Regions from separate parts of the Homo sapiens genome. Here region 1 is linked to region 2. A link is an interaction called in ENCODE POLR2A ChIA-PET data of the cell type or tissue named here. Cell type or tissue: OCI-LY7. All regions are shown on one strand. Links, peaks and the distances in the headings refer to the core of each region. The heading gives the core; the rest is flanking DNA. Region 1 overlaps LOC124900162 (a long non-coding RNA gene). Region 2 overlaps CPLX1 (complexin 1).

Region 1 (5,364 bases), core at 282-5,281, 180 kb after region 2:
CCTGTAATCCCAGCGCTTTGGGAGGCCAAGGCGGGCGGATCCTGAGGTTCGGAGATTGAGACCATCCTGGTTAACACAGTGAAACCCCGTCTCTACTAAAAAATAGAAAAAATTAGCCGGGCATGGTGGCAGGTGCCTGTAGTCCTGGCTGCTCGGGAGGCTGGGGCAGGAGAATGGTGTGAACCCAGGAGGCAGAGCTTGCAGTGAGCTGGGATCGTGCCACTGCACTCCAGCCTGGGCAACAGAGCAAGACTCCGTCCCCCCAAAGAAAAAAAAAAAAAAAAAAAGAATGGCAACTCTCTGGAGAAACAATCACTGAACTGGTAGAAAGGAATGAAATTATAAAGAAACAGTTGAACAGAAGAGGATTACCAGCAGATGAGAGCTATGGCTGCCTGATTTAAAAGGCCAGGGGAGGCCCACCAAAAAGGCCACAGGCCAGCCTGGCCAACATGGTGAAACCCCATCTCTACTAAAAATACAGAAATTGGTTGGGTGTGGTGGTGCGCGCCTGTAATCCCAGCACTTTGGGAGGCTGAGGCGGGCGGATCACCTGAGGTCAGGAGATCGAGACCAGCCTGGCCAACATGGTAAAACCCCGTCTCTACTAAAAACACAGAAATTGGTTGGGTGTGGTGGTGCGTGCCTGTAATCCCAGCACTTTGGGAAGCCAAGGTGGGTGGATCACCTGAGGTCAAGAGTTCGAGATCATCCTGGCCAACATGGTGAAATCCTGTCTCTACTAAAAATACAAAAACTGGTTGGGTGTGGTGGTGGGTACCTGTAATCCCAGCACTTTGGGAGGCCGAGGTGGGTGGATCACCTGAGGACAGGAGTTCGAGACCATCCTGGCCAATGTGGTGAAATCCCGTCTCTATTAAAAATACAACAATTGGTTGGGTGTGGTGGTGGGTGCCTGTAATCCCAGCTACTTCGATGGCTCAGGCACAAGAGTTGCTTGAACCGGGAAGCGGAGGTTGCAGTGAGCTGAGATCACACCACTGCACTCCAGCCTGGGCAACAGAGTGAGACTCTGTCTCAAAAAAAAAAAAAAAAAAAGCCACAGGAAGCTCCCCCGTGAGAAGCACTGATTCACCCCACAGCTCCAGAGGACCAAGAGATTCAGACCCTGGGGCTGGTGTCAGTTGGCACTCCCCAGGAAGCAGACACTGGGAAGCAGGTTCACTGTTGATTTGTTTGGACGTTGGTCCCCTCCAAGCCTCATGTTGAAATGTGATCCCTGATGTTGGACGTGGGGCCTGGTGGCAGGTGATTGGGTCATTGAGGTGGATCCCTCACGAACAGCTGGTACCCCTCTTGTGGGGCTGAGTTCTCCCTCTCACCTCCTGTGAGCTCAGGTTGTTAGAGCCTGGCCCCCACCCCCCTCTTCTCCCACCCTGGCATGATGGGTCCCCTTCACCTCCCCCACGAGTGGAAGCTCCTGAAGCTGTCACCAGAAGCAGACCCTGGTGCCAGACTTCCTGTACAGCCTTCAGAACCGTAAGCCAGAGAAACCTCTTTCTTTACAAATGAGCCAGCCCCAGGTGATGCTTTACAGCAACACAGCTGGACTAAGACAGCATGCCCTGGACTCAACCTGGACACCTGACTGACGCCCTGGACTCCAGCATGCCCTGGACTCAGCCTCAGGGGAGGACTCTAGAGAACTCCCAATACCATGAACCAGCATCAACCCACGTGCAAGAGTCCAGGGAGACAGAACACACACACAACCAGTTATGAAAGCAACTTTATTACTCACAGGCAGGCAGCAGGGAACAGCAGAAGCTTAGGATCCATGGTGAGCGGGTCCCCGAGGCTCGGGAAAGCTGCCCAGAACGAATGGAGCCTTGTCTATGTGTGTCCCGCTTCACACCACAGCTGAGAGATCCCAAAGGTGCACTCTGCTCTGGGTTCCATAGCCAGGGGTGACTCATAGGGCTACAGTGTGTGGGACATCCTGCCCTAGGAGGCACAGGAGCAGAGCCAGGGCTGTCCGGCCGGTCCTTCCCTAGACCAGGTGGTTGCATTCCTGGCACATTCTTCAGGTATTCTCGAGAAGTACGCGTGAGAAGGGAGGGGCTTGTTCATTCCAAGGCCACCTGGGACTTGTCCTGCAGATGCCAAGGCAGAATAGGAAGTGGATTTATGGGATGGGGGCTCCCTGCGAGGGGTAGAAGGGAGATGAAGGAGGGGCAGGTGGGGAACCCCAGGTGGGGGTGTGGTTGTGGCACCTGTGGAAGGAGAGGGAAGGTAGGTGGCTGGGCAGGACCAGCCTCAGACTGCAGTTCGAGACCGTACTAGCCAGGCTCGGAGGAGCCCTGGGGAAAGAACGCCTTTCGGGGGAGCCCCTGCGCGTGGAACATTCTGAGTCTACACCTGCCATTGCCCAAACTGGACTTCCAGCCTCTGGTACCTCATGTGAGGAGCTCAGGAGCCGCTGCTCCACCCTAACAACAAGTCAGCTGAGCAGACTGAAAATCAACAATTCTTCCCACACCCAAAACAGCGGTGAAGACGTAGGTACCTGGTACACCCAAGACTTGAGGGGCTGACGGGCGCTGGCCTGTCAATGACGGGGCCATGGTTTGCCGGAGCAGAGACGCATCCGTGGAAACCACCTCAGGAGCCTGTTCCAGGGCGGGGAAACCCGAACTGTAGCTGATAGATCCCTGGAGGCTCAGTGTGGGCAACTCCAAACTCCTCCGGGGACCCAGTCATGGCAGACACCACGGGGGGATCCAGTCATGGGGGACACCATGGGGGGACCCAGTCCTGGGGGACACCACGGGGGGACCCAGTCATGGGGACACCACGGGGGCACCCAGTCATGGGGGACACCACGGGGGGACCCAGTCGTGGCGGACATCATGGCGGGGGGACCCAGTCATGGGGGACACCACGGCAGGGGGACCCAGTCATGGTGGACACCGCACGTATGTGAGTTTTACCCCAGGAGTTCTACCACATTCTCACAGTGAATATCAGAAAAATCTCATTCTGCAGGTAGGAGGATGGAAAATGGAATCATTTTGAAACACACCAGAACATTCTGTCCTTAACAAGAGCTGCCCTCAGGAGAAACTGTTCAGCTAGACTATAACCTGCCAGGGGAAGAGAAATATCCAACTTCCGCCCCCTCGAGCCATCCTGTCTCATCTAAGAAAGTGAGGGGTGGGCGGCTGAGAAACCCTTGTGAAGCTCACAGCCCAATGCACAGTTTCACTAAAGACTGAGGCCTGGTTAGAAGGTTCTAGAATGCTTCCCCTCCCCCCACATCTTACAACCACATCACTAAAGGCATCTTTACGGCAGGTCTTTATACTCTGTACATCATGTCTGGCTATCAAGAAAATATTACAAGACATACTAAAAGGCAAAAAAAAAAAAAAAAAAAAAAAAAAAAAAAAACCCATACCAGAATTTGAGGAGCCAAAACAACCATTAAAACCAGACAAGGCAGTTATGTTGGAATTATCAGACCAGGAATTTAAAACAGCAATGATTAAGATGCCAAGAGCTCTAGTGGGTAAAGTAGACAGCACACAGGAACAGATGGACAATGTAAGCAGACAGATGGAAAGTCTAGGAAGGAACCAAAAAGAAACATAAAGATAGAAAACACGGCAACAGAAATGAAGACTGCCTTTGATAGGCTCATTAGGAGACTGGACACAGCTGAGGAAAAAGCCTCTGAGCTTGAGGATAGCTCAATAGAAATTTCCAAAAGTGAAAGGCAAAGAGAACAATCACTAAAAAAAAAAAAAAAAATAAAAGAACAGAATATACAAAAGCTGTAGGACACCCATAAAAGGTGTAACACAAATAATACCAGAAGCAGAAGAAAGGAAGGAAGGAAGGAAGAAAGGGACAACAAAAAAACTGAAACAATAATGACTGAGGGATCCTCCAAATTAATGTCAGACACCAAACCACAGATCCAGGAAGCTCAGAGAACACCAAGCAGGATAAATGCCAAAACAAAACAAAACAAAACAAAAAACACTGCCCCCAAAGAAAACAAACAAGTAAACAAAATGACACCTAGGCATCTCATATTTAAACTATGTAAAATCAAACATGAACAAATTTTGAAAGAAGCCAGAAAAAACCTCCCAACACCAACACCTTGCCTGTAGCGGAACCAAGATAAGAATGACATCCACCTTCTCTCAGGAACCATGTGTCTGAGTCCATTTTCTACCACTGTAACAGAATGCCACAGATGGGGTAAATTATCAGGAAGTTTATTTGGCTCACAGTTCTGGGAGATGGGAAGTCCAGGAGCTTGGTGCTGGCATCTGGCCAGGGTCAGTCTATGGTGAGGGGCAGAGCAGGGACGCAAGCAGGGGAGACAGAGAAAAAATCAGCCTGAACTCATCCTTTTATCAGGAGCCCACTCCCAAGACAACGCACACACTCCTGAGTTAATGGCACTAATCTGCTCACGAGGGTGAAGCCCTCAGGAGCTAATCGCCTCTCAAGGGTCCCATCTCTCAGTATTGTCTCAATGGCAATTAAATTTCAACAGGACTTTTGGAGGGGACATCTGAACCACAGCACCACACAGCAGGAAGAGAGCGGAGTGAGATATTTAAAGTGTTGAGAGAAAAAAACCCACCAAGCTAAAATTGTGCACCCCATGAAATTATCCTTCAAAAGTGAAGGAGAAATAAAGACTTTTTCAGGAAAACAAAAATTGAGGGAATTTGTCGTCAGTAGACTTGCCTTGCAAAAATCTTGAAGCTTTTTAAAGAGAGGAAAGCAATATAGATCAGAAACTCAAATCCACGTAAAGAAAGGAGGAACACCAAAGAAGGAACAGTGAGGTAAAATAAAATTTTTAATATTCTTATTCTTAGCTGATCTAACAGATAACAGCTCTAAATAATAACAACAATGTATTTAATTATATATGGCTCCTTATGTATCTTGTGTGTGTCTTATGTACATATATGCTTACATATGCTTAGACATGATGGAAACAAATGGCATAAATCATGCAAAGGACACGAAGAAGGAGCTAAGATTATGTTGTTGCTGTAAGGAACTCATGTTACCTGTGAAGCAGTGGAGTGTTTGAAAGTAGACTTGGATTAATTGGGGATGATATTGCAAATTCTAGTGCAATCACTAACATATTCTAAGAAAGGAGAGAAATGGAACTGAGCATATAAGATGCTCAATTAGAATCATAAAAGGCAGAAAAAGAGTGGGAAAAAAAAACAGGAAAAAAGAACAAGGGCAAAAAAATAGAAAGTGGTAACAAAATGGCAGATGTTAATCCCATTATATGAATAATTACTTTGAACATCAATGGTCTAAATACAACAATTAAAAAAACAGGGATTTTTGGCAGGGCGA
Region 2 (5,364 bases), core at 227-5,226:
GCTGACTGCCTGCTCCCATGGGGCTTTCTGTTAGCAGACTGGCAATCAGAAGCAAACAAACAACAGATGGCACCATTTCAGGTAATGGACAACTACAAAGGGAAATACAGCTGGTGACGGGCCAGAGAGTGGCAAGGACTGTGTTTTTCTTTGCCTACATTTATTTGGGATTCATGTTTAGTTCTACAATCAATAAGAATGTGTCTGTGTGTTGTGCAGGGGTCCAGTTTTATTCTTTCCCATTAAGTATCCTGTCCCATCTGGGGATACTGCATTCTTTCTCCAGGGTCCTGAGCCTCCACCTCTGTCTCTGGTCCCACGTGGGGGTCCTGTGTCTGTGGGGGTCTGGGGATGGGCTCCCCACTCTGGGCCCGTTGTCTGTCTTCCTCCCACTGCACCATCATCATTCTGTCTTGGTATCTGGTGGACCTCACTCTCCTCTTTTTCCTTCAGGTGTCTGTCCTGGCAAATGGGCCTTTTGCAGGTCTGTATGCAACACTCAGCTTGTCAGATTTCACAGAATTTTCTTCTTAATTCTTCGGAGTTTGGGGAGGATGGACGTCTTTACGTGTGGAGTTACCCTGGCCAGAAAAATAACAAGTGTCTTTCTTTATTTAGATATTGTTTAATTTTTCATTCAATTCTATAATTTTCCCCGTAGTTTTATTTCAAGTTAAAAAGCATTTTTCCATTCTTAAAAATTAACATTGGGCTGGGTGCAGTGGCTCATGCCTGTAATCCCAGCACTTTAGGAGGCCGAGGCAGGCGGATCAGGCAGTCAGGAGTTCGAGACCACCCTGGCCAATACGGTGAAACCCGTCTCTACTGAAAATACAAAAATTAGCCAGGCGTGGTGGCGCGTGCCTGTAGTCCCAGGTACTCAGGAGGCGGAGGCAAGGGAATTGCGTGAACCCGGGAGGCGGATCTGGAAAAGTGGTGAGGCCCACATGAAGTCTTCAGTGGGGTGGTCGCTGGTACCATGTCCAGGTCTCAGCTTTGACGAACACTCGGTGGCTGCAATGTCAGCGTCTAGGGAGCCCTCTTATACAATCTTTGTGACTCTTCCGTAAATCTACAATTATTTCAAAATGAAGCTTTAAAAATCAACTTTAATGGATGTAGTATTTACATATACATTATGTATAACGTATACTAAATTGAATGCAGCCATTGTCATTGTACTTACCGTGTAAGGGAACCCTGGGCAGGGTTTTGACCTCAGGGGCGGCTGCTCTGTATAAGCAGATCCCCCCAGAAACTGCCTGGGCGTCTCGGGAGCGTGGGTGCCACTCCAGCAAAGGTCTGGGAGGTGGGTTCCCGGGAAGAGCCTCAGGGCTGGAAACGCGCGGCCCTGACCCCACCCTCCCCGATGTCTGCAGAGGAAACGTCTCTGCTTCTGCCCCTTCTGCTACCGGGAGGTGGGGTGGGCGGTGGAGTCTCAGCAGGGCCAGAGGGCAGGGAGGCGCCGCGATCTGCACCCCCCCCCCACCCCCTCTCCACCCGGTTTGGGGCGAGCTCCCGGGTGGGAAGGGCCCCTCCCGCTGGGACTGAACTCCCTCCCCAGAGGGTTTATCCGCCTGTGCCGCTGTGGGGGGCGTTGCCAGCCCCGTCATTGCCGCGGGGTCGTGCCCGGTGCGCCCCCCCACCGCCTCCACCTCTCACGGGGGGAAGCTGAGGCTCAGAGAACGAGGTAGGGGTGGGGTCGGCCCCTGTACGTCGAGGCCAGTAGCGGACCCCAGCCAGACTGCGGGACCCCCAGCCTCGGATCCGACCCCCCTGCAATCAGAGTCGGGGTGTCCCAGCCTCAGGCACCACGTGGGACCGCCCCGCGCCGCAGCGGCCTCCTCTGGAAACGGGGGCGGGGGTGGGTCGCAGCGCCGCCCTCCTGCGGATGCGGGATGCAGCTCATGCTTCCAGGGTCCGGCGGGGTCGCGGGGTGTCGAGGTCGAGGCCGGCGGGGTCGCAGCAGTGCTCGGGGCCGCCCGTTCTGCGCCGGTCTCGCCGCTCCGGCGTCTGTGCCGGGAGAGCAAATGGCACTTTGGGTTTCTGTGCCAGGAACAAGCTTCCCGCAGTTTCTGTTGCGCTCCTGGCTGCGCCCAATTCCCAGCTTTTGGAAGTGGTTCTGGAGGCGCCTCCCTGCAGTACCCGGGCCGAAAAGCGGGGGGGCGTGGGCGGCATCTGTGACGCTCCCCAGGTTCGCGGCGGGTCCCTCTGAGCCTAGTGGCTTTGCAGCCTGCGGGGAGCACGAATCCTCGGCTCCTTAGAGGTGGGCCTTCCAGAAGCCTTTGGCGCCTGGACCAGCCCAGGGCTCAAGTGGGGCCTCCACACTCTCAGAGCGGGAGGGCCCCCCACAGGCACCCCTGGAGCAGAGCGCAGCACACCTGGTGCTCTATAAATGCCGGCTCCCGCGACCAGACCCAGAGCCTATGGGATCAGCTGGAGGGGAGGGAAGGGGCAGCCCACTGAGCTGCAGAAGCCCTGCAGCTCCCCACCCCTGCCAGGAACCCCTTCCATCAGGAGAGCAATGTGGGGAGAGACCAGGCTCACCCACCTCCTTATAGACGCCAGTCCTTTCCAGGAGGGAGAAAGAGCCACGGGTCACTCACTTTAGGGTGAATTAGCTTTTCTCATGGGGGTTAAGATTTGCACAAAGGCAGTCAGGACTGTGGGGGCTGTCCTTGCCTCCCCCACACACCTGCTAGAGACAGCCCGCTGGAGGCAGAGAGATTTTGGTCCAATGACTGGGGACTGTTAGAAGAATCCAGGAGCAACTCTACTGTGACCCAGTTTCCCTTGAGTCATGGGCCTAAAATCTGCTTTGCAAAACATGGCAGATGCGGCTGAAAACTGACCACAAGCCTCTTAGCTTTCTGTTGAGGAGTCCAGATCTGTGCTATCAGCCAAGTGCCTAGCATAGGCTGCCTGCCTGTCCCCAGCAGCGACGAGGGCAGCAAGAGGGGCTCGTTCTCCCCACACCCCACTGCCTGTGATAGCTTCAGACAGCCAGGATATGGGGGGCAGGGAAACAGGTGCAGTCGGCGGCGCCTGCAGGATGCAGGCATGGCCCTGTCTGAGTGACACCTTCAGCCCAGAGCACTCAACCAAAAAGCTATTCTCCTCCCACCAACAGCTCGGGCCTTCCAAATGACAGCTCCTGCCCACCCTCGACAGGGAGCTCACTCCTGAGTGACTGGCAGAGGCAGCACTGGCACAGATAGCTACAGGCGAGGGCGTCGCCCCAGGCTCCGTATAGCACGGAGCTTCCCGGTATCAGCATAGTAATGGCGAGGGGGAACCCAGAGCGCCAGGGACATGGAGCTGCTGAATCCACAGAAACGAGGTGGGGGGCACACCTGGACCCAGGTGGAAAGTGGCTGGGTGGTGTTAGTCTAACCCACAATTTCACCTGACATCTCTACCCGAGGCATGGGCTCAGCTGGTCGGGGGCAGTCCTTAGGAGGTCTGGCATCCAGGGGGCAGAGCCCAGAGGCAAGACCTTCAAGGAGGGGGCAGAGCCAGTGCCTCACCACTGAGGAGCACCTCGAGAGGGGGCCGGGTGGCCGCGGGGGGAGAGCGGCATTTGCAGGGGCAACGTGTGGCCAGAGTCCCCTCACACACACGAGGCTGGTCCAGGAGCACCCCTGCAACGCTGAGGGCTATAAGTGGCCATGGAGGAGCCTGGCCGCTCTGCCAAGTCACCTCCCTCAGTGACACCTGTGTGCTGGGTCCAGCCAGCTTGCTCTGCTCTCTGGAGCTGCCGAGGGCCAGGGCTCCCCGCAGTGCCTGCTGTATTCAGAGCCCGTAATTATGCATATCTGTCCTGTGGGCTGAGTTGCAGAGCTGTTTAGGGAGGTGTTTGTGGGGCCTGTGAATCAGCAGCTCATGAGAAAAGTAGTGACTAGCACCGCAGAGCAATTAGGGCCTGGGTGCCAGTAACAAGCGGTCCCCTGCAGCCCCAGCAGGGCCCCTGCCAACCCCCATGCCAGCTCCTGCCCCAGCAGGGCCCCTGCCAGCCCCCATGCCAGCTTCTGCCCCAGGGGTCAGACTTGGTGACCTTGCCTCTGACAGCCAGCCCTGCCCCTCAACCCACTGCCTGCATAGATGGCTGAACCGCACCACCTCCAGGAGGCCAGGCCTCTGCTGGACACATGACCAGAGAAGACGCTTCAACCCCTGGAAGCTCACACACAACTGCACGCGCAACCACAAGACGACAAGCCTGATCACACAACCGCATGCAGTCAACCACACACACATGCACAACCACACAGCCAGGCATGCATATGACACAAACACAGAACCACATACAGATGTACGACCACGTGGTGCACACACAAACACAACCACAACAGCCACACGTACGCATAAGCACGCAGTCACACACAGGTGCATACAGACGCGCAACCACAGCGCCACTCTCCCTCCCCCCACGGAGTTGCCTGTGTCTCTTGAGGAACAGAAAGCAAAGCAGGAGACCCCAGCACACTGGATGGAGGGTCCCGGGCAGGAGGGTCAGGGCCAGATGGAGGTGGGAGGAGCGGCTGGAGGGTGGTGGGGGCAGCCAGAGGGTCGAGTGGATGGAGGGTTTGGGGGGTCGGCCAGAAGGTGGGGGAGTGTGGCTGAGACACTAGCCCGGCCCTGGACATCTGAATGGGGCGGTCTGAATCACCAACTTCTGTACCAGGGGCCACCAAGGACATGGGGAAGATGCTGGGGGGTGACGAGGAGAAGGACCCAGACGCCGCCAAGAAGGAGGAGGAGCGGCAGGAGGCGCTGCGCCAGGCGGAGGAGGAGCGCAAGGCCAAGTACGCCAAGATGGAGGCGGAGCGCGAGGCCGTGCGCCAGGGCATCCGAGACAAGGTGCGCGCCGGGCCGGCCCCGCCTGCGGGAAGGCGGCCCTGAGTCCAGCGGGGACCCAGATCCCGCCTGGGTGGAAGGGGCTGCCCGGAAGAGGGGCGGGCGTCCCCCTGGGCCTCCTACCCTTTGGGGGCTTCAGAGTGGCGGAGGGGTGAGGGGTGGGGGCTCCGGGTTGGGCTCCCTCTGTGGGGCCCAGCCCCTCCTGCTCCTGACCACAGCGCCAGCCCTGGCGGGCTTCCTAGGCCCGCATTCCGATGCGCAGCCCTGCGTGGAGCCTGGCTGGCTGCCTGGGGCCCTGGGCCGAGGGGTCGTGGGGCGGCCACCTGGCATGGGGGGTGCGCTCTCAGGTGAGCCCGGCCTGGAGTGAGGACTCAGGGAGGGGGGCACCCACTGGGATTCACGAGGCGGCCCAGAGTGGCTGCCAGCACCAGGACAGCCACGCAAGGTCACTCCCACTCAGCCCGGTCCCCTCAGCGGCCAGGTCCGAGGGGCACGAGGCACAGGGAG

The links. ChIA-PET counts read pairs that join two places held together with the same protein. Peaks named below come from ENCODE experiments on the same cell type or tissue, not always from the same donor. Only the 100,000 strongest peaks of a DNase experiment are listed, where the experiment ranks them.
Region 1: POLR2A ChIA-PET joins it to region 2 with 5 read pairs; 2 of 35 experiments call an interaction of 5 or more read pairs at or near these places.

The regions. Positions count from the first base shown.
Region 1 is chr4:614,472-619,835 of GRCh38, reverse strand. LOC124900162 (a long non-coding RNA gene) reads right to left here. Exons shown (of 2, transcript XR_007057986.1): 2 at 1,738-2,114. Among named protein-coding and RNA genes, the nearest start is that of PDE6B, 8.4 kb to the left of the region's middle. In OCI-LY7, for the core only: no CTCF peak of the experiment used is centred there; no DNase peak of the experiment used is centred there.
Region 2 is chr4:791,929-797,292 of GRCh38, reverse strand. CPLX1 (complexin 1) reads left to right here. Exons shown (of 4, transcript NM_006651.4): 3 at 4,685-4,860. LOC105374339 (a long non-coding RNA gene) reads right to left here. Exons shown (of 4, transcript XR_925032.4): 3 at 1,187-2,013; 4 at 144-1,072. Among named protein-coding and RNA genes, the nearest start is that of PCGF3-AS1, 13 kb to the right of the region's middle. RefSeq lists enhancers at 2,212-2,441, 2,792-2,911, 5,289-5,364 and a silencer at 3,952-4,001. In OCI-LY7, for the core only: CTCF peaks have their summits at 2,133, 4,421 and 4,732; DNase peaks (open chromatin) are centred at 2,732, 3,052, 3,802, 4,342 and 1 weaker place; H3K4me3 peaks cover 3,266 bases; H3K27ac peaks cover 3,365 bases.